2 separate regions of the Homo sapiens genome follow, and region 2 is linked to region 1. A link is a contact called in ENCODE Hi-C data. All regions are on one chromosome and are shown on one strand. Each heading gives the region's core, a stretch centred on a gene start or an enhancer-like site at or near the end of the contact. The rest is flanking DNA. Distances are from core to core; before and after follow the strand shown. Region 1 holds the start of ARMC9 (armadillo repeat containing 9). Region 2 overlaps ARMC9 (armadillo repeat containing 9).

Region 1 (5,585 bases), core at 2,224-4,723:
CGCTTGAACCCAGGAAGTGGAGGTTGCAATGAGCCGAGATCGTGCCATTGCACTCCATCCTGGGCAACAGAGTGAGACTCTGTCAAAAAAAAAAAAAAAAGAAAGAAAGAAAAAAGGTCATCGGCTGCAAGTAAGAAGCATGGTGACAGTTCGAAGAGAAGGGAGAGTGGGAACGGAAGGGAGGGTGGGAACCAAAGCGACTACAGCAACATGGCAGGGTTGCTGGTATTATAGTCCATTTAAGATCTCTGCACTTGAATCTAAAATGGAATCAGTCTGCACAGTTTTGCAGCTCTTCTCCAGGCACTTTCAGCTATCTGAGTTAGGTTAACCAATGTGAGAGGTTCTTCTAGAAGAGAGAGGAAAGGGAAAACAGTACAACCACGATGGGACACTGGAACTAATCAGGTTAAGAATGGGGGAGGGGAACACACATAAGGCGGCTGCAGAGCAGTGAGGAAGCAGTGGGGTCTGAGACCTGCTGAAGGAGGCACATTCCAGTGAGTGTGAAAGATGGAAAGGAGTGGGCAGAGAGTGGGACAGATGCCTGAAGGCAAGACTTTGAAGGTGACTAGTACTAAAAAGCTCCCGACCACGGGAGTGGGCAGATGAGGAGGATGGAGGAAAGAGACGCCTGCAAGTAAGGAGGATGAAGAAACTGGAGGGGCCAGGATGTGGAAACCCCCAAAAGTGAAGTAAAAGAGATGAAGGGATAGGCAGCCAGCCGGGTGCTGGAGGCTCCAAGGGAACTGGAGAGACTTGCCCTGGGAAGTGGCTACCTCAGGGAGGGCTGGCAAGGGGTATGGCATCTGCCATGTGCTTCAAAGGAGCTGGGGTTTGTGAAGGAGTGGGTAGTGATCTGGAAGCAGTAATGAGGAGCAGGGAGGACACCTCCCCATGCACCACACCAGCCCTGCCAGATGCAAAAGGGGAGAGAAGAAAGGCAGCTGCTCCTGGGGGACACCCACCTCTCCAGCCTTTTTCTGGACCATGCCTCCAATCCATCCACCTCCCCCTACCTGATCCCTCTCCTTGCTCCCTTCCACCAATCCCACACTGGACCCTGCCAACAGCGAACTCCTGGCCATTCCCCCATGCAACAAGCTCTTCCAGGATCCTAAGCCTGTGGTTGATGTATGCTCTGCCCCCCCAGGCAAACATGACTCATGATTCTAAGCCAAGCCAGATTTAATCTCTTTTCAAGAAGTCTTCCATGAAAAACCCCTCCCTTCTTTCCCTACCAAGGCTTTTTTTTTTTTTTCTTTTTCTGAGATGGAGTTTAGCTCTGTTGCCCAGGCTGGAGTGCAGTGGCGGGATCTCGGCTCACTGCAACCTCCACCTCCTGGGTTCAAGTGATTCTCCCACCTCAGCCTCCCAAGTAGCTGGGGTTATAGGCATGCGCCATGACGCCCAGCTAATTTTGTTGTTTTGAGATGGAGTTTCACTTTTGCCGCCCAGGCTGGAGTGCAAAGGTGCAATCTGGCTCACTGCAACCTCTGCCTCCCAGGTTCAAGTGATTCTCCTGCCTCAGCCTCCCAAGTATATGGGATTACAGGCGTCCGCCACCAACGCCCAGCTAATTTTTGTATTTTTAGTAGAGACAGGGTTTCACCAGGTTGGCCAGGCTGGTCTTGAACTCCTGACCTCAAGCGATTCACCCACCCAAAGTGCAGGGATTACAGGCATGAGCCACTGCACCTGGCACTTCTTATAACCCTGTTCACAAAGACAGGGAGCTGTATTTCAACTTCATATCCCCAGAACCTAACAGAGTGTCTAGTAAGCAAGAAAGGTACTCAAGGCATATAATGAATAAATGAAGCCGGAGCTGAGGGGATGTCATTTTAAAGGCCCTGGAACGGGAAAAGTGAGTTTCTGAGAATTTGAAACCTTGAGGCCAACCTCAAGGCCTTTGCGCATATTACTCTCTCCGCCTAGAACACTCTTCCCTCTCTTCACCTGGTTAACCACTGTGCCTAATAAACATCACCTCCTTAGAGTAGACCTCCCTAAGCCGTTTAAATAGTATCTGCTGTGATCAACTGTCATTGAATGTGAGTGCTGCTGGGTATCCTATTACTCAACATTCTTAGAAATTACAGAATTGGCCAGGCACAGTGGCTCACACCTGTAATCCCAACACTTTGGGAGGCTGAGGCAGGCGGATCACCTGAGGTCAGGAGTTCGAGACCAGCCTGATCAACATGGTGGAACCCCATCTCTACTAAAAATACAAAAATTAGCCGGGCGTGGTGGCGTCTGCACCTGTAATCCCAGCTACCAGGGAGGCTGAGGCAAGAGAATCGCTTGAACCCAGGAGGTGGAGGTTGCAGTGAGCCGAGATCATGCCACTCCACTCCAGCCTGAGCGACAGGGAAAGACTCCGTCTCAAAAAAAGGAAAAGAAAAAGAAATTACAGAATTTTCTCTAAACTTTTATATCATAATAGGTATCATTTATTGAAGGTATATGGTATGCCAGGCAATGTGCAAAATGTTTTACATTTAACCTTCATAGTAAACCTGACAGGTGAATATAGTTTATATTTTCCCATTCCAGATGAGGCAATTTGAGGCCCAGGAAGTCTGACACACTCCCAACAGCCACAGTAAGTGACTAAGCGGCTGAAAAGAACCACTACACAGTATTTCCCAAAGTCTGGACCACCTAAATCAGAATCAGCTGGCACGCTTGTGCAAATGAAAATTCCTGCCTCCACCCTGGTCTTACTGAACACCGTGGCAGGCACCATGCCCAGAAATCTGCCTTTTAAACAAGCTCCCTGAGTGACTTTTACACACTCTCAAGTTTGAGAACCAGTGCTCTCCTTTATGCGGAAACTAAGAAAAACTTTTCCAGTTACATTTGGGGATTGCAGCGGCAGCTTTTGAATTCCTATATAAGAAAGATTTAGGGCCCACAAACGGGTGGGATTATGGGATTTGTATGGAAGCCGAATCTGCATAGCACGCATCCTGTTTTTCCTAAGATTAGGTGAAGTCTGGACTTCAACTGGGTGCCTCAGGAACGCGGCTAGCAGATGGAGATTATCAGGGGGATCTAAATCCCGGATAACCCGCTCGCGCCGCCACCACCAGCTGGATGGCTTGAGGGACCCCCTCCAAGTATGGCCCACTGCAGCAAAGATCAGGGACTACTTGCGGGAAGCAGCTGGGCCTGTCCTTTCTTGGGATGTCCAGGCGGCCGCCTCGGCCCTTGCCGAAGAAAGATCCCTGGACCGCAGGCGAGAAGTGGTAGCATCCGGCGGCGGCGGAGCGGGCGCGTCGGGTTTTTCCTCGGAACAAGAGGTCCGCAGAGCCTCGGCCCTCCAAACGCACCGCTGCTCCTCCCAGCACCAGGACGGCGGGCGGAGGGTGGCCCGGCTGCATCCGGGGACGCGCTTACCTGCTGCTCGGCCGCGGACACTCGCGCTATCCCAGCCCGGCCGCCACCTCCGCAGCCGTCACCCGGGCAACCGCCGCCGCCACCCCGGCGTCACGTGGGGGCGGCGCAGCCAATCGCGCGGGGCGCCGCCGACGCGGAGCAGCCTGGGAGGGAAGGTGGGCGACCCCGAAACTTCCTGGCGGCGGAAGTGAGGGTCCACAGCCCAGCAGTGGTGAAGGTTCACGCGCTGGATGACCGCGTCTTCTGTGGTCCTCTCCACCACTCCACTTTCGTTCGTTCATTCATTCGTTCATTTCCCTTTCGTTGCGCCAGTCGCTGCGCCGGCTCTCGGGATGAGCCGGAGCAGGCTCAACCCCTTGTCTCAAGGAGCTCGTGGTCGCGTAGAGAACACAAACTAGGACAGTGTGGTGTCCGTGGGGAAAGAGTCAGGCATGGTTATTCCCATCTTAAAGGAGGGACCTGGGGCCACCTTAGAACCAAAAGTGACGCCCAAGATGTGCATTAAAGCTCCGGGGACCAGGGTCCCGCCCCACTGCAGCGGTTTCCAAGGATTTCAGAGAAACTTTTTGTTTTCCATGTCAAATGTGGGCTATTAAAAATAAATCAGGAGCACACGTCTTCCCTCTCTTTGCACCTGATGCTTTTGAACTGAAGTTCATCAGCACTGAATGAGCACTTGCTAGTCACCCAACTTTGTGCTGGAGGGTGAAGAGATGGCCATGGATAGAAAATCCCTCCCCTCCAGGCGTTGAGATTCCGTGGGAGTCTCTCGTTGCCACCTCAGTGTTTCCACCTCCATGCTTCCAAGAAGGAGGAGGCTACCAGGGCCAGAGACAGGGAATGGGGCACGGAGAAGGTAGGTCAGCTCGCCTTTGAAGAAGCCCTAAGATGGGCTGTGGCCACCACTTCCCCAGTCCCCAACCCTGCCAGTGGATTGTCTTCCAAAAGAAAAAAAGCTGTATTTAGTAGAAGAGAGCCCTATCTTCTGTCCAGGTAATATGGATTGAAAATAAATCTTCAATCCATGGCCATAATATTTATCGTCAACACAACTGTATGCCGGGAGATGCCAGACAAAATATAGAACACACAGTTAAATGTAAATTTTAGATAATGTTTTAGTGTAAGTAAATCCCAAAAACTGCTTCATTTTATTGTGCATGTAGGATGTTATATTGTTCTGTATTTTTGTTTGCAAAACGTGCAGCCTATATGTGTGCCCAGCATTGTGCTAAGTGAATCATATAGATTGTTTTCTTTAGTTCTCACACCAGGCCCGGCACGGTGGCTCACACCTGTAATCCCAGCACTTGGGAGGCCAAGGCAGATGGATCACCTAAGGTCACAAGTTTCAGACCAGCCTGGCCAACATGGTGAAACCTGTCTCTACTAAAAATACAAAAATTAGCTGGGCGTATTGGCATGTGCCTGTAGTCCCAGCCACTCGGGAAGCTGAGGCAGGAGAATCCTTGAACCCGGAAGATGGAGGTTTCAGTGAGCCGAGATCACGCCACTGTACTCCAGCCTGGGCAACAGAGTGAGACTCTGTCTCAAAAAAAAAAAAGTTTTTAATTCTCACACCACATCTATGAGATGAATAATATTTTCAGCATTTTACTGATTGACAATGTTGTAATTAACCTGAGCTGTGTGCTCTTAGAAAACAGCCACAGTTAAGAAATCTCACCCACGCACCCCCAAACCTTTTGTTTTCTAAAATCCTCCACACTTTTGTGTTCTGGGAAGTAGCTTATCAGAAAGAACTACCCTTCCACATATGACTTCATCAGACCCACAGTCCTGTCTTTCTCATGCCTCCCATATGATGCACGGATGACCCCCTTGTTTACCTGTGACAAGGACAAATGCAGACCTTTTCCCTTCTGCCTGAGTCTGCCGGCAAGGCCAAGGACAGACTTTTCAGCTTCTCATTCTTTGTCTCATGGTTGATTAGCTGAGATTAGAGCTGTCTGTTTTGTCTTTGGCAAGATGAACAACATGAGGCATACGGGATTAAGAAACTCCTCAAAGTTTACACCACTGAGGAGACCAGGACTAAACCCAGGTCTCCGTGTCTCTGGACCCTGGGCTCTGAGCTGCCGTGAACACCCCACCTGCTTTGCTTTCCCTCCTGAGTGCATTTGCCTGACTGCCGGGATTATGGTCATTGTGGTGGCTAT
Region 2 (5,585 bases), core at 1,926-4,425, 99 kb before region 1:
TGCATCCCTTCCCCATTAGTTCCTACAATAGTGTTATTTCGAGGCCCTCAAATATTTGTTGAGTAAATATATGAGCAACTCTTAGATCTGAGCACTTTGTATAGAAGGAAATTGCTGAGCATACGATTGGCACTTACATGGCAACCAGCAAGTAAATGTCCACGGCTGACCTCACCTGGCACTTAAACCTATTTTGTCAAGAGGCGAGAATATTTGTCTTAAAATCAGTCTTCTAGAATAGCACAGGAAGGTCTTGCATTTCTACTTAAGGAAGCCATACAAGGAAACTGGCTGTGATATATAGTAAGGAAACCTGAGTCACTGGGGGTGAGAACAACGGAACCAGGCTCCTAAGCTTAGTGATTTACCAACAGCCCTTTTGTAACATATTACGTCTGTTTCATATAAAATAAATGCATCAGGTAACACATTTCTCTGAAGTGCTAAATGAGATGCATTTGAATCCTTAAATAACAGCTGTCATTGTCCATTCCCTGGGGTGTATTGTCCAAGCTGATCTAATGATGGTTTTGTTTCTCTGGAGGTTTAAATGGGTCTGGGGCTTTGTGGGCCAAGAAAGTATAAGTGGTTTAGAAAACAATGAAAACACCCATATTTTCAATGCCATCCTGTAGACTCTTCCTGCCTTGAATGTTCCAGCTCTCCCTCTCGGCTGGAGCTACTCCATCAGCATTTTAACATGCTCAGGTTTCTCTCATCTTAAAACAAACAAAAATGCCCCCTTCAGCCACTATTGCTCTTCTGTGCACAGCCAGACTGGGCGAGGAGCAGCATACACTTCTTAAGCCATTTTCTCACTTCCCACCTGGCCCTCAATCCATTCATTTCGCTTTTGCTCCATCAACCCACAAAAATGCACAGCAACTGACTTCCACGCCACTAAACCCCGTGTCCTAGTCTCACTTCTCTCTCTTGAGGAGCCTCAGGGCCTCTCTGCATTTTTCACCCAAACTTCCTTATTCCTATTCCCCCCTTGCAGTTTATAATGTCAGCAAAGAGGGCGTACATGTCCACACCTTTCCGCTACATAGGCACATACATAATCCATAGCCCTGTGTCTTTATACATTTGCTTTTTCCGAAATTATTGGTCAAATTACTTTATGATTTCCTTTTTCTATTTGACATTATATCCTAGACAGTCTATAAATCAGAAGATGCATTTCTAGCTCTACCTTTATTTTTTTTAAAATTTTAGTATATAAACGTATGTATATTCAGACATAACTTTGTTAGGTTAGCACATTAGATCAAGTCATTATAAATTACAGAGAAAAACGAGACTTTGCATCAGGGGTTCTCTTGAGAGTTTCCAGTGAAGCAGGGATAGCAGTGGTGGAAGTTGTGAGCGCACAGATTTCAGCTCAATGTGATTTAGAGTGAGCATAATTTACCCTGGTCTCAGGCCCCATCCCACTACAGCCCCCCACTTTTTTTGAGATGGGGTCTTGCTTTGTTGCCTAGGCTGGAGTGCACTGGCAGGATCTTAGCTCACTGCAGCCTCCGCCTCCCAGGTTCAGGTGATTCTCGTGCCTCAGCTTCCCTAGTAGCTGGGATTACAGGCGCACGCCACCATGAACCAGCTAATTTTTGTATTTTTAGTAGAGATGGGGTTTCACCATGTGGGCCAGGCTGGTCTCAAGTGATCCGCCCACCTCGGCCTCCCAAAGTGTTGAGATTGCAGGTGTGAGCCACCGTGCCTGGCCCCATTAGAACCATTTTATCTTTAGAGTTGCTAAGCAGCTAACTGAAAACAGTGGTTTCATTTTTCTGTGTTTTGGGTCTAAATATTAAATGAAAGAACATTTACACTGCTAAGCAAGATAAGGTATGACTCCAACACCTTGCAAATAATTTTGCTGTCTCCTTCAGAGCTGTCACCTTGGGAAGTGATAACCACATTCCAACAACAGTGCTACTTCTCAAAGGATTCTTAGAAATTTTCTTTAGCCTAAGATCTGTCACTCTCTTTTTTCCCTCCAACTTTGAAAGACAGTTATAAACGTAATGCTAGCCTCCGGTGAAAGCTGAGTAAAATCCAGGCAAGACCGGCTGTGCCCGGACTGCCCCGGCTGGCACCGGTGATGCGCAGTGAGGCTTACCTGGGAGAAGGAGCCCCCATCTGCTGCCCGGGGTTCATCACAGAGTCCCATTTGGCCCAAATGACAGATCTTTTCCTTATAATTTTCCAACTAAACCTCTTCTAGAAATCTTCTGAAAATTCTAGTTATCACAAGTATTTTCAAACATCAACCTCTTAAAAGAGTAGCAAAAGTCCAGAAAATTATAAGACTTCTGTATTTGTTCATTTACAGTAGACAATTGCTTTCAGAATGAAATTTCCAGAAATTGAGTTCTCATCATTAACTAGAACAGTTGAACAAAATGAATTTTCCCTTATAAGATAAAAACAGGATTTATAGCAAAAACAAAGCAAAATGAAAAACCAAAGCAAACCGAAAAACCCAAAGGGATGATACAAGAAGGGAAGAAAACAGATCTCGAGACAAACTTTAGGACACAATGAAAAAAAGTTGTTAAAAACAAATAATTAAATATTAATTTAAACTATCATTTAGAATGATATTGAAGGGCCAGGCACAAAGGTGGTGACTCATTATAATCAAGAGAAGGCTGCCCAAGTCCGGGAACTGCCTAGGGGCTGGCAAACAATGGCCCACGAGTCAGGTGCCTGCTTTCCTATGCTCGCCAGCTAAGAATGATTTTTGTGTTTTTAAGTATTTGAAAGAATATTTAATGACATGCAAAAATTGTATGAAATTCAAATTTTTAGCGTCCATAAATAGTTTTACAGGAACACAGCCACGTTCAGCCACTTATGTACTGCTGACAGCCACCGTGTTACAATGGCAGAATTGAGTGGTTGGAACAGAGACTGTGTGGCCTGCAAGCCCTAAAATAGTTCCTATCTTTTCCTTTACACAAAGTGTCTGCCGACTCCTGTTCTAAACCCAATTTTACCACCATCAACTCTCTGTGTGAGCTCAAGCTGGTGTTTTTCCCTCTGCCTCCACCTTTGTAAACAAAGGGGCCTGGAGAAGATGATAGGGGCCAGGACCCCTATCTGGAGGTCAAGCTCTGCACTGCTGGACAAGGCAGGAAGAGCCAGCAGGAGCACGTACCCGCTGATGCCACCTGCAGCCTGTGAAGAAAACGGCAGCCACAGAGGCCGCCTGCTGAGGAAGCATCTCCCAGCAGATCTTAGCAGATCCTCTCTGGCAGGGGCTCTTAAATACCTCTTTCCCAACTGATGCCATCAGTGATCAAAAACCTGGCTTTTACACATTTTACAAGCTGATAGGCCACGACTCCAAACAAAAAAACATCCTCTGACATCCACTTTTTCAGTGAATGCTCCCCCCAAAATAGATGAAAATGTTCCAGCATTCACTGCAGGAGTAACTGCTCCCTGCAAATGAAGGCAGGCAAATCAAGGATGACCAGAGGGGACAACAGGTCTTTTCTTCCTAGGTATCTGAAGGAAAACCATGTAAAATCTTGTCATCTGAAAATCCAACTACAGTCCCTGAGTCACCATTCTTTACATCATTTCAGAGACTCGCATACATTAACTTCTAAACCTTCATGCTCTAAAACACCAGGCAAGTAGATTTTTCACAGCTGAGGAAACACAAGTCAAAAGAATGCAAATAACAGAGAAAACTGGTCAGTTCCGTTAGCTCTGAACTAAACCCAGGACCCCTCACGCCAGAGACTCTCGCCAGGCGCCTACACGCCCAGCACTCCCACCGGTGAGGAAGACAGGCCGAGGCTCGTGCCCCTTCAGAGCAAAAGCTCACACAGAAGAATGGTCATTGTTCAGCTTCCCATGAAACTCGAATGACATGCAATGCTGCGTCTCTGCTGTGAACCCAATGAGTGTGGGAGTCTTCAAACATGGCCGCTGGGCTCCCCACATGAGACCCCAAGTGAGACCCGAACCACCACCCAGCTGAGCTTTAGCCAACCCTCAGAATTGTGAGAAATAGTGTAGCAGGAATGAAAAATCTCCATTTCTGGACTAACTTGTCAAGGCAGGAAAGAGAGAATAGTTTGGTATGGGTTTTCTATGTGGTGTCAAGAACCTCCAACTTACTTCATCATCTTCATCTTCATCATCATCAGATTCAAGAACACCATCTGGTAGCTCTTCTATAAAGAAAAAAAGAATCAATGAATAATGGATAAACAGTGGGAGCCTTGGTCCACAGAATCTGTCAGCCTCTGCAGAGACATAAACACCTTAATGAGAATGAGGTTACATCAAAGTCATCATGCTCCTAACCATCCTAATCACAACCATTTCAGTCACTGTCTGAGATCATCCTAAGCAATTTTAAATAGTAAATCTCTCCATTTTTACCAGAACATGATTATAGTAGCATGGGGAAAATTAAAAGCCAGCATATAATTTTAGGGGAATTTAGGGAAAAGTAAGTAAATATTTATTTCAAGGCATCATGCTAGATTCTGCCATACCCGTTATTTCACTTAATCCTTACAAATATGTTGTTGACTATTATCCCCCATTTTACAGAGAGGCACAGAGAGGAAAGAGAGACTTCTTGGTCTCACTTCCAGTAAGTGGCAGGCAGCTGAGATTCAAGCCGAGTCTATCTCTAAACTCCATGATTTTTCCACGGGCGGTATGGGTGGTGGTCATGGCAGGTAGGGTTCCTGAAGGCTCTGTGGTTCATCGCTAGGTCTTTTTAAGAATTTACAAAAGAGCAGTAAGTTGGTAGCACAAAGGAGTTACAGAAAGAAAGAGCCCCGGCTTCCTCCTCTGTAGAATGGGGGTTGTACCAGCCACTTCTCAGGGTTGTCGGTAGGACCTCACAATACACCACAAGGGAAGCGCCCGGCTTAGGGCCAGGTAAGAAGCAGGCACTGCAGAGGTGTTGGTACTTTCTCCTCCACGAAGTCTTCCCTGATCCCCTTGCTCAGCAGCCATCTCTTCCTCCCCGAACACACTCAGCGTTTTATCTAGAACTCCTGACAGTTCACGCCACTTCTGGAAGATTGCTGCTTACTAATGAATGAATGCTTACTGACTCGTCTCTCACCCACTGCACTGAACTGTGAGTCCCTGGGGACAGAGCAGCTGACTTACTCCTCCCTCTATCCCTACTACATCTTTCTTATTATCACTTGTTTCTTGAACAAATGACATGAAGGTAAAGAAAGCCTGAAAGAAGAAAGGAAGTCAAATGGGAAGTAGGAGAAAAGAAGGAACTAAAGCCATACTTGAGGAGAGCACCCAGCTTGTAAAGTGGCAGGCAGGGTGCACCCACATTTGATCAAACACCAAACCATTCCCAGGAGGGAAGATGTAGAAACCCATGTTCTCAACCCAACGCTCGTTCTAAAGGGAAGGACTCCACTGACTTCACTGGACCGAGGCCAGTGGGACACCAAAGTGTCCCCCTGCTCACTGAGGCTTGCATGCCCCACGGGTCGCAGCACTGTTGTGGAATGCCATTTAGTCTAGAAAGCTACTGTGCAGGCATGAAGATGTGATGCCACTCTGCTTTCTGGCTGAAGTTT

The links. Hi-C counts contacts between places; a loop is a spot of excess contacts on that map. Pooled maps may share reads with other maps.
Region 2: a loop to region 1 is called in a pooled map, with 2.4 times the contacts of the local background. The contact joins the enhancer-like site here to the promoter of ARMC9 in region 1. A Hi-C loop is called at or near these places in 2 of 50 pooled maps.

Annotation. Positions count from the first base shown.
Region 1 is chr2:231,196,519-231,202,103 of GRCh38, reverse strand. It overlaps ARMC9 (armadillo repeat containing 9), which reads right to left and starts at 3,473. Exons shown (of 25, transcript NM_001352754.2): 1 at 3,406-3,473. RefSeq lists a silencer at 3,328-3,667.
Region 2 is chr2:231,294,806-231,300,390 of GRCh38, reverse strand. ARMC9 (armadillo repeat containing 9) reads right to left here. Exons shown (of 25, transcript NM_001352754.2): 19 at 4,138-4,193. Among named protein-coding and RNA genes, the nearest start is that of MIR4777, 65 kb to the left of the region's middle. Within about 2 kb of position 3,175, at least 4 of the 41 ENCODE cell types and tissues checked have a DNase peak (open chromatin) inside an H3K27ac peak, as active enhancers do.